Regions from separate parts of the Homo sapiens genome. Here region 1 is linked to region 2. Evidence: chromatin loops called from intact Hi-C (ENCODE). Cell type or tissue: heart right ventricle. All regions are shown on one strand. Links, peaks and the distances in the headings refer to the core of each region. The heading gives the core; the rest is flanking DNA. Region 1 overlaps TAS1R1 (taste 1 receptor member 1). Region 2 holds the start of THAP3 (THAP domain containing 3).

Region 1 (9,405 bases), core at 410-8,409, 53 kb after region 2:
AGGCCCTCCCTCCACCGTGCAGCCCCCGGGAGTGCTGGGTAGCTCGCCTGCTCCATTGCCCACTCACCACTCTTGTTGAGGAAGGTCCCAGCCCCACAGGGCACACACTCAAAGCAGCAGTGATGGAAACCCGTAACCACTCGCTGGTGCCCTTCAAGACAGTCGCTGGAACACACAGACTTAGGCACCTGTAAGAAGCCAGAGGGGCCACACGTAGGGGCCCAAGTCAAAGGACAGCTCACATGTGGAACAGAAAACAGAATCTCTGTGCATCTGCCCTCAGGGCTCACTCCCAGGGCAGGGCCCCTGGTCGTGTGAACTTCCGCCCCAGGGCATCTGCACACTCGCCTACGGAGTGTCTTCCCTGCTTCCCTGGCCAGGATGGGTAGAGTGGTGGCAGCTGGACCCCTGGGGCCCCCCTCCTGCTCCCTGTACACTGTGTCAGCATCACCCCCAGGCTCTAGGTTGCCCATAAGCCAGTTACATGGTGAGTAGCCACATCCCCATTACCTGGTTGTCCTTTCCGTGCCACTGGATTTTGGTCTCATTTATGTTTAGCTGAACTGGAGACCATGTGGAGGAACCGAGGACCGTGAAGGTCCACTTGGGTCCATTCCAGTCCCAGGCAATTATGTTATAGCTACTGAGGGGATCTCTGTTGTCATTAAACGCCACAGTGTCCTTGTGTAGAAGGAAATGCACCTTGTGGATCTGCTCCAAAAGCTGAAAGAAACGCGTATCATGAAGCCACCACAGACAGCACAGACCCACATGGTCCCAGAAGCAAGGGCCTGGGGCCTTCCTGGGTTTCCGTCCTGGTGGTTTCAGCCCATCAGGAAGGTCTCGTCCCTTCCTTCTTAGGAAGCCCCTCAATCTTCCCCACCAACCTCCTGAGAGGAGGCCTCTAACAAACACTCCTTTACAGACAGTTTTAGCCCTGGATCTTATCACTTGACACTTCCAAGACACAGTGGGTGAGAGAAGGCAAGGATCAGAGAGAAAGATCTGTCTAAGAGAAGAGAGCTAATGCCTGTAATCCCAGCACTTTGGGAGGCCGAAGCAGGAGGATCACTTGATGCCAGGAGTTCGAGACCAGCCTGGCCAACATGGTGAAACCCCATCTCTACTAAAAATACAAAAATTAGGCCGGGTGCGGTGGCTCACGCCTGTAATCCCAGCACTTTGGGAGGACGAGGTGGGCGGATGACAAGGTCAGGAGATTGAGACCATCCTGGCTAACATGGTGAAACCCCGTCTCTACTCAAAATACAAAAAAAATTAGCTGGGCGTGGTGGCGGGCGCCCGTAGTCCCACCTACTTGGGAGGCTGAGGCAGGGGAATGGAGTGAACCTGGGAGGCGGAGCTCACAGTGAGCCAAGATCGCACCACTGCATTCCAGCCTGGGCAACAGAGCGAGACTCTATCTCAAAAAAAAAAAAAAGAAAAGAAAAATTATCCAGGCATGGTGGTGGGTGCCTGTAATCCCAGCTACTCAGGAGGCCGAGGCAAGAGAATCACTTGAACCCAGGAGGTGGAAGTTGCAGAGAGCCGAGATCGCATCACTACACTGCAGCCTGGGTGACAGAGCCAGACTGTCTCAAAAAACAAAACAAAACAAAACAAAAAACCTCAAGTTAGTGGCATTTATCCCCCTTGGCATTTAGAGTGACCGGAGAGTGCCCACTCTGCTCATCTCAGGATTGGCTGTTCTCCCTGACAGGAGGTGCTGGGGTGGGCTCTCTTACCTGCCAGGGGTAGACTCGGCCCCTGGAACAAGCTCCAGAGGCACAGCCCAGGAGCTGGTGGAGGCCATGGGCCACCGCATACACAGCCCGGTATGCGTTGTAGGCAGAACTCATGGAGAAGGCTTTGAGCTTGGGCATCGTGTGTGCCATGAAAGCTTGGCATTCTCTGCAGAGCTGATTGCTGCTGCACCAGGAGCCCTTGTGGCAAGGCCTAGGGGCCTTCTTGTCTGCCCGGGCATAGGCTTCTTCAAACGCCTTCAGGCCAGGGACAGCCCTCTTCTGGATGGCCACGCCCAGCACCATCCCAATGCGCTGGATCCCGGGCACCCCAGTGATGTGCCTGGAGAGGGCCCAGGCTTCTGAGGCGACCCACACCTTGCCAGTCAGGTTGGTCAGCACCACGGACTCGAAAAACACCCTGGCCAACTGCCGGCTGGAAAAAACAACCACGACGGTGGCCCCGGCCTGGGCCAGGTGGCGCATGAGGCACTGCATCCTCTCATCGCCCACCTGGGCAGAGAAGGGCATGATGTCCTTGAAAGCAATGCAGATCCCCTGACCAGTGGCCTGGTTCTCCAGTGCCTGCACCCCTAGCTGCCCATAGTCGTCACTGCTGCCAACCAGAGAGATCCAGGTCCACCCGAACTTCTGCAGCAGCAGCACCATGGTCTCCACCTGGTACTTGTCATTGGGGATGGTGCGCAGGAAAGAGGGATACTGCCGCTTCACGCTGAGCGTCTCGCTGCTGGCCGCATAGCTAATCTATGGGAGGTCCCGTTCAGCCATTTCAGTCTCCACTGAAGGCCCCCCCAGTGCCTGGCCCTGTGCTGGGTGTGGGGATACAGGGAGCCGGGGAGACCAGGAGAGCACCCCTCAGCCTGTGAAACTGACAAATCACCTGCGAAGGCTCCACTGGGGCAGGTTCTGGGGGAGGGGTGGGAATCTGCCTGGGGACAAGGGGTGAGGGGATGCATTCCAAGCAAAGGAGACAAAACCTGCATAGGAGTGAAATAGTCCCGTGTGTTTGGGGACCTTCAGGGACTTCCACTGGAGGCAGTTTGCAAGGAAGAAGAGAAGCATGTGTAGGTCAGGGCAGAAGTTAGGTCAGTGGCCTGTTAGGAACCGGGCCTCACAGGAGGAGGTGAGCAGCTGGTGAGTAAGCGAAGCTTCATCTGTATTTACAGCTGCTCCCCTCCTGTCAGATCAGCAGCAGCATCAGATTCTTGTAGGAGCTTGAACCCTACTGTGAACTGCACATGCGAGGGATCTGGGTTGCACGCTACTTATGAGAATCTAATGTCTGATGATCTGTCACTGTCTCCCATCACCCCCAGATGGGACCATCTAGTTGTAGGAAAACAAGCTCAGGGCTCCCACTGATTCTACATTATGGTGAGTTGTATAATTATTTTATTATATTAATACATTATGGCCGGGTGCAGTGGCTCACACCTGTAATCCCAGCACATTGGGAGGCCGAGGTGGGTGGATCACGAGGTTAGGAGTTTGCGACCAGCCTGGCTAACACGGTGAAACCCCGTCTCTACTAAAAATACAAAAAAATTAGCCGGGCATGGTGGCGCGCGCCTGTAGTCCCAGCTACACGGGAGGCTGAGGCAGGAGAATGGCGTGAACCCGGGAGGCGGAGCTTGCAGTGAGTCGAGATCGCGCCACTGCACTCCAGCCTGGGCGACAGAGCGAAACTCCGTCTCAAAAAATAAAAATAAAAATAAAAATAAATAAATAAATAAATGTAATGCACTTGAATCATCCTGAAACCAACCCCTCACACACCCGTCCTTAGAAAAATTGTCTTCCACGAAACCAGTCCCTGATGCCGAAAAGGTTGGGGGCCACTGCTGTAAGCCACAGGGAGTCCCTAAGGATGTCCGCAGAGAAGTGCTATGTTCGGACTTGCATTTTTTCTTTTCTTTCTGAGACAGAGTCTTGCTCTGTCGCCCAGGATGGAGTGCGGTGGCGTGATCTTGGCTCACTGCAACCCCTGCCTCCTGGGTTCAAGAAATTCTCCTGCCTCAGCCTCCTGAGTAGCTGGGATTACAGGTGCCTGCCACCACGCCTGGCTAATTTTTGCATTTTTAGCAGAGACAGGGTTTCACCACGTTGGCCAGGCTGGTTTCCAACTCCTGACCTCATGAGCTGCCCACCTTAGCCTCCCAAAGTGCTGGGATTACAGGCGTGAGCCCCCGCGCCCGGTGCCCGGCCGGGACTTGCATTTCATGAGCGTATCTCTGACTTCAGTGAGGAATGAGTTAGAAGAAATTTAAGACTAAAATCAGGGGGAAGCCTTAGGACACTGATGGGAGAATCTAGCTGAGGGGTGATGCTGGTGTGAATTCCAGCTGTGGCTGTGGCAGTGGAAAAGGAGGCCAGAAAGGATGAAAGGTGGGGAGCAGGGCAAGGAGGAGCAGCAGTGGGCAGGACTCCAGGGTGATGGCCACTCCCTCACTACCCTCCACCAGAGGATTGGGGCTAATACAGGAAGAAAAGAGGCTTTTGTTGTGTAGGGAGGTAAGGTCAATCTGGGCCTTGCTGGGTCCATGATGTGGCAATGTTGGGCCAGCATCAGGGGCTCAGATCAGAGGGGAGGGGACTGAGAATGGGAGGTTAAACCACGAGCCCACAGCCTGCCTGGGAACTGGAAAAGGGGAGGAGAGGAGGGCGAAGCCTGCTCCGGGGAATCACCTACCTTTTCAGAGGAAGTGGGGCAAAAGGAGAGAAGAGCTGCAAGTGAAAGCCAGGTGGGGGCAGGGGGCTGAGGGGGGCATAAATTCCAAGGAAAGACTCTCATAGGAGGACTGGTCAAAAATGTCACAAAGGGCACGGTGCCTCATGCCTGTAATCTCACCACTTTGGGAGGCCAAGGCAGGTGGATTGCTTGAGCCCAGGAGTTCAAGGCCAGTCTAGGCAACATAGTGAGACCTCTATCTCTACAAAAAATACAAAAATTAGCCAGGCATGGTGGCACATGCCTGTGGACCCAGCTACTTAGGAGTATGAGGTGGGAGGATTGCTTGAGCCTGGGAGACAGTGAGACAACATTGCACCACTGCACTCCAGCCTGAGTGTCAGAGTGAGACTGTGTCTCAAAAAAAAAAAAAAAAAAAAATCACAAGTCACCTAAGATAAAGAAGGACTGCAAAGTAGGATTTGGATACCTAGAAGGTGCCCCAGCTCACAGCGAAAGCAAGAGTGGTGGGGACAGAATCGGGCTGAGGGTCAATGAGGGCAGGGAGAGGCCAGCAGGAAACTCCCATGGGAAGGGGCAGGGAGTCAGTGCTCAGGGTAGAGGGCCTGGAAGAGGGAGAGGAATGAGGGCAACCACAGGCCAGGCAGGAACCCATGGGGAAGGATCCATAAGCCAAGGAGGGGCTGTGGTCCAAGGTACAGGGCAAGAATAAGCACAGAGACAGGACTGACATCAGCAAGGTGAGGCATGTCAGCACCTCTGAGCCAGGAGGGAAGAAGGAAAGGCAGGCAGGAGAGACTGGGATGATGTGGAGCAGTCTATGGGGTGGGAAGCAAAGGGTGTCCTTTTTTGGGGGGAGGATGGAGGGGACAAGGTATCACTCTGTCACCCAGGCTGGAATGCAGTGGTGCAATCTCAGCTCACTGCAACCTCCACCTCCCAGATTCCAGCAATTCTCCTGTCTCAGCCTCCCAAGTAGCTGGGATTACAGGCACACACCACCACTCTCAGCTAACTTTTGTATTTTTAGTAGAGATGGGGTTTCGCCATACTGGCCAGGCTGGTCTCGAACTCCTGGCCTCAAGAGATCTGCCCAGCCTCCCCAAGGGATTACAGGCATGAGCCACAGCGCCCGTCCAGGATGTCCATTCCTAACAAAGGCAACGGAACCTCTGGAGGGAGGAGGGAAGTGGAGGGCAGCAGGGGTACAGCTGAGTGGCAGTAGTTCCCAAGGAGAATGGGTTTTCCCATGAGAGTGGAGGCAGGGATCTGGAAGCAGCTCTGGAAAGAGAGGAAGGCTGGGGCAGGAACCACGCTGGGCAGGGACCCCTGACTTGTGACTAAAGAGCAGTGACCACCCAAGAGATCCAGGGGGCAGGCAGCCTTGGGGGGGACAGCAGCTCTTGCCCACATGCCCCAGCCCAGACTTGCCTGAAGGGAGATGGGCAAAGGTCTGAGGCTCCAGCTTACCATGGGCACCAGGAAAGGGCTCAGCAGGGCGGCTGTGGTGGCAGCACGGTTGGTGCTGTCAGGCCCAATCACTGCCAGCACCGTAGGGGAATAGTGGAGAAGGTCTCCTTGGAGCTCTATGTGGTGTTGCCCTGGCAGGGAGAGCACTCTCAGCGTGGCATACACATTGGCAGAGTCAGAACACACATCATACAGCTGGTACCCCAGGGTGATGTTGGGCAGCAGGGCCGTGGAGTTGTTTATCTCCTCAACCCCAAGCCGCATAGCCTGGAAGAGGTGGTAGCCATGCTCATTGAAGCTACAAGACCTGTGGAGAAAGCCAGTAAGAGACAGCTGAGAAGGACAAAGGCCTGCTGAGACCCTCTGGCCTCCTAGACTCTGAGGCTTGGGAGCAAAGGGAACCTTTGAGGTCATCGGTCCAGTCCCCCAAACCACAACTTCAACAAGGGCTCTCAAGCTCAGTAGGAGGAACAAGCTGGCCCTGATGGAGAAACTTATTAGCATCGAAAAGGTCCTGAAGTCCTGGAGCAGAGAAACCTGCTACATTAGTCAGTGTTTTCCAGAGAGAGAGAGAAAGTGAGAAATTTAGTTTAAGGAATTGGTTCACATTGTGAGGGCTGGCAAGTTCAAATTTTACAGGACAGGCCAGCAGGCTGGACATTCTATAAAGAATTGATGTTACTATGCTCTTCAGTCCTAAGGCGGTCTGGAGGCAGAATTCCCTCAATTCCCTCCTTGTGCAGAAACTTCAGGCTTTTTTTTTTTTTTTTTGAGATGTGTTAGGGACCCAACCCAGCAAAGGCCCTCCGCCAAGGCAGATGTTCCCCTCGCTTTGTTTTTCTCCATCCCCTCCTTTTCTCACCACCTGCAGGCCCTCTGCCAAGGCAGATGTTCCCCAGCTGTTGTTTTTTCCCCTAACATCTGCCCATCAACCAGGATGTGGCTCTACCCAGAAACAGCCCCCACTCCCTAAAATATACTTACACCCCCTAGTCTGTAAGCCTGGGCTGCTGCCTCCTCTGATTGCTGTGGAGCAGCCCAGCAGGTTAATAAACTTGCTTGCCTGACTTTGGGTCTACTCGTTCTTTCTCTTGGCTAACCTTACATTTTGGTGCTGAAACCCAGGAATGGGTAGGCTCTGGCCGGGCATCCCCAGAGGACTCACTCTCTCTCTCTCTCTCTCTCTCTCTCCCCCTCCCTCCCTCCCTCTCTCCTCCCTGGCTGTGTGCTAGAGCCTTTCCCCCTCTCATCCCACCTCTCTCCTGGCCACCCTCCCCTTCCAGAACCTGCCAAAGACCCAGAGGATTTCTCAGACTCTCCCATTATTGGCAACCTCATTCATCATTAGAGCTTCTGCGAGGGTGAGTAAAAGAGACTCCTGCCATTTACCCAGAATCCTTGACCGTCTCTGAATTCCCGAAAGACCCAGCGCTGGGCCAAGGGCTTCCTCTGGCCTCCAGGCCTCCGGTTCCTCCATTTCAGGGACGCCTGTCTCAGTGGCTACCTCCTCTATTCCAGACAGGGCTTGCGGGACACAGGACGCCCTCTCCCACCATCCTTGTTGACCGGCAGTCTCTCCTTCCACTGCCTGCCCCACTCCATTCACCATAGGAGCTTCTCATTCTACGCTTCCTAAGACCACCCCCCTTGGGTGTCTTCTATGCAACCTCAATGCCCTCGGCCTCCATTCAGAGGTCTGTCCTAAGAAGCTGCTTTTCTACTGTAATACTGTCTGGCCTCAATACAGGTTAGACAATAGCTCCCAATGGCCCGAAAATGGCACTTTCGATTTCAATGTCCTTAAAGACTTAGACAACTTTTGCCACTGCAATGGGAAGTGGTCCGAGATTCCTTATGTTCAGGCTTTCTTCACTCTCCATAGCCACCCTTCTCTCTGCCAGTCCTGTTCTACTTTCCAAATCCTCCTTGCCCGCTCCAAACCCAACTCACCCTCTGTCACTCTTCCTACAGCCCCAGTCGATGACTCCTCTTCTTTTAACCTCGCCAATTTTCCCCATCCTCGCCACCATCATGGTCCTCCATTAAACCACCCCAATCCCCCACCTTACGTCCCCGTTCCTGTTCTGCCCCCTTCTCCCCCTCTCTCCAACCACCCTGCCTCTGACTCCGAATTTTCACCGTCTCTACCCCTTACCCATTCTCGGGCCCAACATGCCCCTCAACCAGCCTCCTCACTTCCGCTCCGGGAGGTGGCAAGAGCTGAGGAGATCGTCCGTGTCCACGTCCCTTTCTCCCTCTCCAACCTCTACCAAATTGAAAAACATCTCGGGTCCTTCTCATCTGATCCCGATACTTATATCAAAGAATTTAAATATCTTACCCAATCTTATGAACTCACTTGGCATGATCTCTACATTATCCTCTCTTCCACCCTCCTTCCAGAAGAGAAGGAAAGAGTGTGGCTTGCAGCACAGGCACATGCCGCCAATCTTCATCAGCAAGATCCTACTAAGCCCGTAGGAGCTGCTGCTGTTCCCCAGTAAGAGCCTTCCTGGGAGTACCAACCCACAGACCCCAGCCGGGCATCCCATAACCACATGATTACCTGCCTCATTGCAGGCCTTAACAAAGCTGCCCATAAGCCTGTAAATTTTGAAAAACTTAAAGAAACTTCCCAAAAGGCAGACGAAAATCCTGCCCAATTCCTTTCCCGCCTTACAGAGTCTCTCCAAAAATATACCTGCATCGACACTGCCTCCCAAGAAGGAACTATTGTTCTTTTTTTTTTTTTTTCTTTTTTGAGACGGAGTCTCACACTCTTGCCCAGGCTGGAGTGCAGTGGCGCAATCTCGGCTCACTGCAAGCTCCGCCTCCCGGGTTCACGCCATTCTCCTGTCTCAGCCTCCGGAGTAGCTGGGACTACAGGCACCCGCCGCCACGCCCGGCTAATTTTTTTTGTATTTTTTTTTAGTAGAGATGGGGTTTCACCATGTTAGCCAGGATGGTCTCAATATCCTGACCTTGTGATCCGCCCACCTCAGCCTCCCAAAGTGTTGGGATTACAGGCGTGAACCACCGCGCCCGGCTGGAACTATTGTTCTCAATACCTATTTTATCTCCCAATCTGCCCCCAACACCTGGTGTAAACTTAAAAAGGCTGAAGATGGCCCTCAAACCCCACAACAAGACCTCCTTAACCTGGCTTTCAAAGTCTTCAATAATAAGGATGAGCAAAGTAAATTAGATAGAGCCTAAAGAGATCGCGCTAAATACCAACTTCTAGCTGTGGCTATCCGTCAATCTAGCCATAGTACACAAGGGCACAAAAGACCCGATAGCAGTAATCCTCCCGGGCCCTGCTTTAAGTGCGGCAAAGAAGGCTACTGGGCAAAGAAGTCCTAATCCACGAGTGATGAAGAGCACTTGCCCAGTCTGCCAGCAGACAGGCCACTGGAAGTCTGACTGTTGTCTCAACAGTTGGACAGAAAAGCCTGCACCTCAGAATCACCTCCCCTTGAGTGA
Region 2 (9,184 bases), core at 1,185-9,184:
GGATCACCTGAGGTCAGGAGTTCGAGACCAGCCTGGCCAACGTGGTAAAACCCCGTCTCTATTTCAAAACACAAAAATTAGCCGGGCGTGGTAGCGGGCATCTGTAATCCCAGCTACTCGGGAGGCTGAGGCAAGAGAATCACTTGAACCTGGAAGAGGTTGCAGTGCGCCGAGATCATGCCACTGCACTCCAGACTGGGTGACAGAGCGAGACTCAGTCTCAAAAAAAAGAAAAGAAAAAGGGAATCAGGCACGATCCCTACTAGCAACTGAGATTCTTTGATATTGAAAAGAAGGAAGCTGAGAGGCTTGGGCCTTCCCTCCAGAAAAACCGGGAATCCAAACTGGCATATGAGGAAAGGCGACAGCCCTGCGGGCCGGCCTTGCTGGGAAAATCCCACCTCCCTGTCTCAACCCACAGCATAATTTAAACATTCAAGTACCTGGCCCGGTGCACTCACCTTTTCTTTCTGAGAAGAGCTGGCATTTCCTCTCTCACTGGCAGGGTCTGTGTTCTCCCTCACCTGCTACAAGAGACACACACAGAGTGGATGCAGACCCCAAGAACCCTCAGAGCTCGGGGCAGGCCTCGGGCATCATGCTTGTCCCCGCTGCTCGGCCCACTGCATGCCCCAGTCAACGAACAGCTGCTAAATGAAACTGACCTGAAGCTCAGCCCAACTCACACTGCCCGCTTGGTGCGCTTCTCTTTCTCCAAAGATGTCCTCAAATCATGGTCAGAGTGCCCTGAATAGGTCCCTGTAGAGCTAGGGACCCATCTACTTCCTATGTGTCACCCCAGGGCCTGGCACCTGGCCCCATGACCGCCAGCAAGCAGCAGAAGCGCAGCTCACCACTCGAGGTGCCACTGACCCAGAACCTGCAGCCCCTGGGCCACACTGGGGTGGGGCCCACAAAGCAGAGCTGGCAGAGGCCGTACCCAGCTTCTCCCCACCAACCAGGCACTGGAAGCACCGAGGGCTACAGTGACAAACGTCCCCACTCCCAGTGGCTCAAGTGTCATCTTTCCAGGACAAACGTTATCACAAATACGTGAAGGTGATTAAAGTGTTCATCTATGGACACATACCCCGAGCACCTGGGCTGTGCCAGGCAGCGTCCTGGGTGTGGGGCCTGAAGCAGGGAAGGCAGCCCCTGCCCTCATGGAGATTCTGTTCCAGGGGAGAAGACAAAACCAATGAGGGAAACAGGAAGGACAGCAGGGGCCACAGGGGCCAGGAAGACTGAGGGGCAGGAAGGGGTCGGAGGCAAGAGGGGGTTTGAGGGTCCAGAAGGGCTTCCTGAAGGAAGGGACTGCCAACCTGAAGAGGTTCAGGCAGACTGCATGAGGCTATCTGGGAAGGGTGCTGGGGAGGACAGATGGGGCAGGGGCTCCCAGGCGGCCGCTCTGGGCGTGTTTGCTACGTGGCCGCTTTGTTCTTCCCATCGGCTCCACTCTCCACTCACGGATCCCTTTCCTCTCCCCATAAATCCACCAATGCAGGGAGCTGCTGGCCTGTGGCTTGTCCCGCCACTGCCCTGCCTGCCCACTCCACGTGGGTGCCCCTGTGGCCTATCATGCGATCTCAAGGCTTCAGCATCCAACTCTTTGTGAGCCCTCTCCTGAGCCAGGCCCACACATCCCACCTCCACCAAGGCAAGCTTGGCTCACTGCAACCTCTGCCTCCCGGTTCAAGAGATTCTCCTGCTTCAGCCTCCCAAGTAGCTGGGATTACAGGTGCCCACCAACACACCCAGCTGATTTTTGTATTTTTAGTAGAAATGGGGTTTCAACATGTTGGCTGGGCTGGTATCGAATTCCTGACCTCAGGTGATCCACCCACCTCTGCCTCCCAAAGTGCTGGGATTACAGACGTGAGCCACCGCACCCAGCCATAGAATAATTCATTTTTAAAATGCCTTTAATTTATGACTTCTCTTAAAGCCGAGGTCATGGCCAGCAGGGCCACAGGGCTGTGGACCCCAGAGGCGTGACAGTGCTGTTGTCACTGGAGTTCTTGGCCTTGGCTTTTCCCACACATGCCGCCACCCCCACTGCCCCCAGCTGCTGGTAAACAACGCAGGCTGGATGTGACCAGACGGAAGGTGCAGTGCCCTCCTACCTGTGTGGGGTCCTGAAAGGCGAACACCGTGGGCACGGCATTGTGCTTTAGGTTCTTGCGGTTTCCAAAGGCGCTGAAGCACTCTGGCCGGAAGTGCTCGGAGCAGATGACCGTGTGCTGCTTGGGCTTGAAGTTGCCCCGGCCGATGTTCAGCACCCATTCCTTCAGCAGCTCCGGGCGGCTGAACGGAAACCTAAGGGCAGAGGCACGGGGTGTGAGGCCCAGCAAGGCTGGACCCAGCGCCTCAGAGTCATTCGGAATTTTCACATCACTACAGAGTACTTCCCTGGACAGCTGTGGACATTCAGTCCTCTCGGTTTATTAAATCACATCTAATTTCTGGAAGCTTCTGTCACAGCTGTTAAAGCACTCTTAATAGGAAACCCGAGACCACGAGCATGGCCAGAGAGCCCAAGTGAGCTGCTTCCGATGCTACATTTGCCAGGAGCCTACCAGGAGCCGGGCCCTGTTCTTCGTGCTAGGGATGGGGGGTAATGAGACAGTCCTGGCCCCCAAGAGCTGATATTCTGGAGCGGGGGCACAGTGATGAGCCACACAGATGTGGACGGTGTCTTCTGGGGATGACAGCTGCTCCAGAGAACAGACAGAGGGAAGCCCTGGGGTGGTGAGGAGAGGCAGCTGAAGGGGTGATGTTTGAGCACAGACCGCAGGAAGTGGCAGCACAAGCGACGCAGGCTTCAGAAGGGACAGCAGGAACGGCCACTCACGCAGGTCCAGCTGAGACAGCGAGAGGGAGTGGGGACTGCATGACGCAGGGCCCTGAGCAGCTGGGGAGTCCCTGGAGGCTCTAGACAGAGGTGAGATGGAACCTGGGTCCACCCTGGCTGCTGTGGGACCAGGCATTGGCAGGAAGTGGTAATGAGAGGGCAGACTTGGATGTATTTTGAAAGCCATGCAGTAAGGTTTGCCTGTAGATGGTAAAATTGAGAAGGAAGGAGTTTCATGTTGGAGATAAAATTAAGTTACAGGACGGCAGGTTAAGGGGATCAGAAGTTTGTTTTGTAGCAGCTGAGCATGGTGGCTCACGCCTGTAATCCCAGCACTTTGGGAGGCCAAGGCAGACAGACTGCCTCAACTCAGGAGTTCAAGACCAGCCTGGCCAACATGGTGAAACCCCATCTCTACTAAAGATGCAAAAATTAGCCCAGCGTGGTGGCGCACTCCTGTGATCCCAGCTACTTGGGAGGCTGAGGCACAAGAATCACCTGAACCAGGGAGGCAGAGGCTGCAGTGAGCCGAGACTGCGCCACTGCACTCCACCTGGGCAACAGAGTGAGAGTCTGTCTCCAAAAAAAGAAGTTTGTTTTTTATGTCAGGAGTTAAATTTGAGGTGCTTTTTAGGCTCTCCATGTGCTGGGGTGACAGGCGGCCACACGCATCTGGAGATGTCAGTGTGGCGGCCAACCCTGCGGAACCGATAAGCCTGGGTGAGATGGGCCCCTGGGGAGCAAGTGTGGCTAGAAGCCACCCCTGGGCCATGGCCCACACCCCAGGGCTCCAACACTTAGTGCTGGAAATAAGGAGGATCCAGCAAAGGAGACTGAGAAGAGACACCTGTGGCCAAGAAGTGTACCAGACGCCATGCGGGAAAAGTGACCCAGGCTCAGGGGTCAGTTGTGTGAAATGCTATGCAATCGATCAGTGTCACAAGGCTCACTAGTGATGTGACAGAGCTCTCGTGGGAGTGGAGGAAACGACTTCAAGAGAGAAGGCGCAGCAACTCCATCCCCAAGTACATACCTGACAGAGGCAAAACAGATAGATGCACTGCAACACAAGTCCCACCAAAACTGGCCAAAACAATGTTTGTTTTGTTTTGTTTTTTGAGACGGAGTCTCGCTCTGTTGCCCAAGATGGAGTGTAGTGGTGCGATCTCGGTTCACTGCAAGCTCTGCCTCCCAGGGTCAAGTGATTCTCCTGCCTTAGCCTCCTGAGTAGCTGGGATTTCAGGTGCGCGCTACCACGCCCGGGTAATTTTTGTATTTGTAGTAGAGAAGTAGAGACGGGGTTTCACCATGTTGGTCAGGCTGGTCTCCAACTCCTGACCTCAGGTGATCCACCCAGCTCGGCCTCCCAAAGTGCTGGGATTACAGGCGTGAGCCACCACGCCCAGCCTCCAGAACCATGTATTTGTCATCCAAAAAATGGGGCCACCCAAATGCCCTTCAATTGTAGAACAAATCAGTAAATTCTGGCACTTGCATTCAATGGAATATTATGTGGCAACGAAAGCGAATGAACTGCAATCCACTCTGATAGCGGGCAGGATAGGGTTCCCTTTGGGCAGGAGAGAGGAGGAGGGCCTGGGAGGGGGTCCAGGTAGGGGTTCTTCTCGGGGGTAGTGATGTTTTATTTCTTATTTTGAGATGAGGTATCGCTCTGTCACCCAGGCTGGAGTGCAGTGGCAAGATTATAGCTCACTGCAGCCTCGAAGCTGGGTTCAAGCGATCCTCCTACTTCAGTCTCCCGAGCAGCTGGGACTACAGGGGCACACCACCTTGCCTGGCTAATTTTTTTAAATTATTTGTAGAGGTAGGGTCTCCTTCTGTTGCCCAGGCAGGTCTCGAACTCCCAGGCTCAAGCGATCCTCCCGCCTCGGCCTCCCAAAGTGCTGGGATGACAGGCTTGAGCCACCGCGCCCAGCTGGTAACGTTTCAGTTCAGTGACGTTCACTTGGGGAAAACTCGCTGGGCTGTATACTTATGATTCGTGCATTTTTCTGCATGTACATTACGTATACTTCAAGCAAAGCATTTATCACAAAACAGAACAATGGGAGCAGAGGGAATGGGAACGATGAGCACAAGCCCCCCTTCGGAATGTGCCCAAAAGTGGGTAGAGAAATGGTGCCGTGACTGGACCTTGGAGAAAGCGCAACTGTGACTAATGACGATTGCTCCTGGGCCGGGCCGGGCCGGGCCGGGCGAGTGCTGGAGCAGACTCCAAAGTCTCCAGCGTCCTCCCGCGACCCTGCAGAGTCCCTTCCCACTGCCAGGACGCCCCTGGGGGTTCCACTCCTCCACTGCACTGCCCAGGTGCCGGGCTCCCTTCAGGACCGCGCGCGGCGGGGGCTGCAGCGACCAGGGACACAGCAAACCCCGGCCGCGGCCCGCTAGTCTGTTCAGCAAACACCTGCTCCGCTCCCTGCACGTCCCGGCCCTGGCCCCGCCAGGTGCGCCGCTGCCCCTCCGTCCGCCACTCCCCGCATCCCCGCGGCGGGCGCGGCGGCGCCAGCCCCTCTGGGCCCAGGACCTCGGCCTGTCCCCGGGCCCAGCGGCCGCACGCCTTTGGGCCTCCCGCCCGGCGCGCCAAGGCCTCGGAGTCGGTCCGCGGGCCCCGGGTCTGGGCCTCCCGCGCCCCCGGGTCCCCGCCTCTTACCGGTGGAAGGTGAGCTGCTTCCTGCGGCTGCTGTAGCGGTTGCAGCACTGCCGGGCCGCGCACGACTTCGGCATCTCGAGCCAGGCCTGGCTGCCCCCAACAAAGATGGCGGCGGCGGCGGGGCCTGCGGAGAGGGGAGGGACCTGCGGGGAGGGGCGGGGCCGCTGGGAGGTGGTGACGGGCCTGGCTCGCCTCCAGGGCGCGCTCATCCTGCCATCCCAGCCACCCGCGTCTCCCCAGGGTCGGACGGGACCCGGGGCGCCACGTAAAGGGGTGCTCCGGGCCCCAATTCAGGCCCGAAACCCCAACTCCTAGCCTTGGGCCTGTGCAAGTCTTACCCCATTCGCCAATGCTGGTCGCCTTTCACCTCCTTGCTTTGAGCACCCAACCAGGACGCATAGCCACTCACAGGCTTGGACAACTGGAAACCAACGGCCAACCCCTCAGTGTTTTTAGGGCTTTGAATTGTGAATAGGTCTGGACTCCTCTGACGTCACTGGAGGTGGTACTAGTTGGCCACTGGTGGTGTCAGTTCAGAGGCCAGACAGCTCACTGCCCTTAAGTTTGGTCACAGGGAACCCCCAAACGTGAAGAGGCAAAAAGGGCAACTGAAGGGGAGGGAGATTCCAGTTCAGGCCTTGCAGAAACTCCGAGGCTGCAGCTTTCTCAAAGCAGCCTATAGGGAAGGCGTCATCTTGTAAGAAGAAAAAAAAAAAAATCGGCCAGGCGCAGTGGCTCACGCCTGTAATCCCAGCACTTTGGGAGGCCGAGGCAGGCGGATCACCTGAGATCAGGAGTTCAAGGCCAGCCTGACCGACATGGTGAAACCCCATCTCTACTAAAAATACAAAAATTAGCCGCACATGGTGGCGGGCACCTGTAATTCCAGCTACTCGGAAGGCTGAAGCAGGAGAATCTCTTGAACCCGGGAGGTGGAAGTTACAATGAGCCAAAATCTCATCACAGCACTTCACAGCCTAGGTGACAAGAACGAAACTCAAGTCTCAAAAACAAAAAAAAAATCAAAAGTAGGCTAACCACTCACTGGGGCTTGAGCTAATCCTCAATCTGATGAAGAAACTGCAAAAACCATTCACATCTACTCGTCCTGTGGTTTGTTTCTAAGGAATTCACCAGCAAGGTACCTTAACACCGTGGGCATTTTCCATCCTGCTAAGTGCACACTGAGACGCTGCCTTCCCAGAGACTTGATGTAATCATGCTTTGGGGAGGTAGCAAGGAGAAAAGAAACACAATTGTCCTTCAGCACAGAACGCAATCGCCTGAACCTTGAATCATGAACCTCAAAGTAGCAATATATTTATTTACAAAATATACAGTTTCACAGAAACAGCTTCGCTTTATACACATAAACTTTAAAATTACACAGAACCATGTAAACGATGTGAAGTGTCTGGCCTGGCCAAAGCCAATGGGAGGGCCTACTTTTGGGGTGACATCCCTCCCTCCCCTCACTTCATTAGCCACCAACCAGGAACCACAGATGGGTCGTGCCTAATTTGCATATAAAGAAGCTGATTGCAGCTGCCCAGCTCAATCTAACACAAAAACCAAGGTGTCCGACTTCTTAGACACCACCCACAGGGACAGATCTGCTAAAAGAACAAAAATGCAATCAAGGAAACAAAATGGAGATGAGTATCACATGCATTCCAGAGGCATCGAACCTTCTAGCACACGTGACAGTTGCCAGGGCCGGCAGTTCCATTCTAAAGTCACATGGATTCTTAAATGCACCTTTAAAAGCTTGTGGAATTTTTTTTTTTCAAAGCAGAAAAACACTTTGGAGCGCTGGTTATTCACGTGGTGAAGACACTGGACAGGCGTTATCTCAGGGTAGATCTTTGGCAAATTCCTCTCCAATGCGTCCTGGCTGTTTGCCCTCGTCAGTTTCTAAACCAGCTTACTATTTTTCTCTACCGAACCTCCCCCTTGGGGATCTTCACAATAAACTGGCTTCAGAAACTATTTCTCTCTAGTTTCGTGTTAATACAAGCAACAGAACTTTTAAAAAAATAAGACGGTTGGACAAGTGTGAAAGATACTAGGACAAAAAAAATGCCTCTGATTAGCCAAATTACGGTTCAAGCCCCTTGGTGCTTCAGTGGGAGAAGGTGGGAAGAGTCTGCCTGGTGGCCTGGCACAAAGGTGCCACATGAAGGGGAAGCCCCCAGCAGTGAGAACGCGGGCCCATCCCACTGAAAACAAACATGACTTGCTTGAGCATTCTTCCCTTTCCATGCCTTAAAGAAACAATGCTTATGAAAACCTACCAATCAATTAGAAAATGTTTTGAGAACAAGTACTTGAACTGCTGAAGAGCAGTGTTCATTTCAGAGAAAGCCGGAGCCCCTCTCCCTCCCAGCCCCAGAACTACCAGTGTTCCAGGGCACCCTGCCCTCGAGCAGAGTTCTTCCACAGCCTCCGGCATCAACTCCCAGGTTTTTCCAGAGCTGGCCCTCACAGGGGCCTCCCAGGTCCAGGATCCCAGCTGAGATTTAAGGAACTCGGCACAGTTCCAAGGGGTCATCCTGAAGGCCCATGTTACCCTATCACTCACTCACCAACTCAAAACAGAAAAAGAAAGACTCAAGTCCTAACTGTACCCTGTGGAACCGGCAGGCCAGCCTGTCTAAAGGGCACACAAGAGTCACCCAACGGAGAGGGCTCCCTCCCAGCTCTCCTTTACCCTATTCTTTGGAGGAACACCATGCGGGTCCCAGTGATTGCCTAACCTTTATGCTGCTACCAGAATGAGGTGAAAGGAAGAGACAAAGACAGAACCTATGAGTTCCCACACTCGCAAACAGCTGGCCTGAGCCCACCAAGACCTCACACACCAACTAAGAGGGCACTCAGCAAGAAATCAGCCAATACTTTTGGCTGTATCGTGCAAAAAGACAGGGTTTTTACATCGTGCAAAACAGGAAACTGAGTTATGAACACGGGCCATCTCAACCCCCCAACCAACTCCCTTTCCACAGAGAAGTGGCCACATTGTCCCTTTTAACAAACAGAAGGAAACCTAAGAACCACCAGCTGACCCGCCAGCCCAGCGCCCTTCCAGGGGAGCCCGAGGCCTCCCGCCAGTGCCTCCCCCAGCCGGTCAGGCAGCAGCTGAGGCAGGCAGAGGGCAAGCCACTAAGTAGGGGCAACTTGGATGGCTGCTGTACAGACACTTTTGGTAAAAGACTTAACACTCAAGAAAAAGCTTACACGTATGGCTGTTCATTAACAGGCTGGGGAAACCGAACACCTCTCCCCAACACAGTGGAAGCAGAATAACAGCTGGCACTGAGCCCAATCAGCGGGAATCTCTTAGCAATGATAGCAAAACGCACAGCTACCACGGACCCTCATTTTCAAATGAGCCAAACCCGCTGCACGTGGGTGTCCAGTCCACCTCCACTGCAGGGAACGCAGCTCTGGCAGCAGCTCTGGCTGGCAAAGGTCGCATTCGGTCACCGGCTATGTACAGTTTCTACCTTGGACAGCCTGTCCTTTTGCTTAGGCACCTAAATGGCAGGGATCTGCCCGCACCAGAGCTGAGGGTTCTGTGCTCAACTAAGAGAAGGGCAAAAAAGCCCGCGGTCGCTTCCGATTCCACGCTCGCAGCCTCCTCGCCAGCCAGCAGTCAGTCC

Evidence for each region. Peaks named below come from ENCODE experiments on the same cell type or tissue, not always from the same donor. Only the 100,000 strongest peaks of a DNase experiment are listed, where the experiment ranks them.
Region 1: a loop joins it to region 2, with 3 times the contacts of the local background. A loop is called at or near these places in 32 of 110 quality-filtered maps.

Annotation. Positions count from the first base shown.
Region 1 is chr1:6,567,733-6,577,137 of GRCh38, reverse strand. TAS1R1 (taste 1 receptor member 1) reads right to left here. Exons shown (of 6, transcript NM_138697.4): 2 at 5,923-6,229; 3 at 1,746-2,507; 4 at 511-723; 5 at 68-188. It overlaps LOC107984912 (a long non-coding RNA gene), which reads left to right. Exons shown (of 3, transcript XR_002958250.1): 2 at 7,155-7,283. Among named protein-coding and RNA genes, the nearest start is that of ZBTB48, 7.6 kb to the left of the region's middle. In heart right ventricle, for the core only: no CTCF peak of the experiment used is centred there; no DNase peak of the experiment used is centred there.
Region 2 is chr1:6,621,631-6,630,814 of GRCh38, reverse strand. PHF13 (PHD finger protein 13) reads right to left here. Exons shown (of 4, transcript NM_153812.3): 4 at 6,785-9,184. The coding sequence ends at 9,178. It overlaps THAP3 (THAP domain containing 3), which reads right to left and starts at 5,947. Exons shown (of 6, transcript NM_001195753.2): 1 at 5,861-5,947; 2 at 5,523-5,665; 3 at 2,124-2,316; 4 at 462-527. The coding sequence starts at 5,596. RefSeq lists a silencer at 5,147-5,556. In heart right ventricle, for the core only: a CTCF peak has its summit at 5,758; DNase peaks (open chromatin) are centred at 4,780 and 5,654; H3K4me3 peaks cover 2,737 bases; H3K27ac peaks cover 2,128 bases.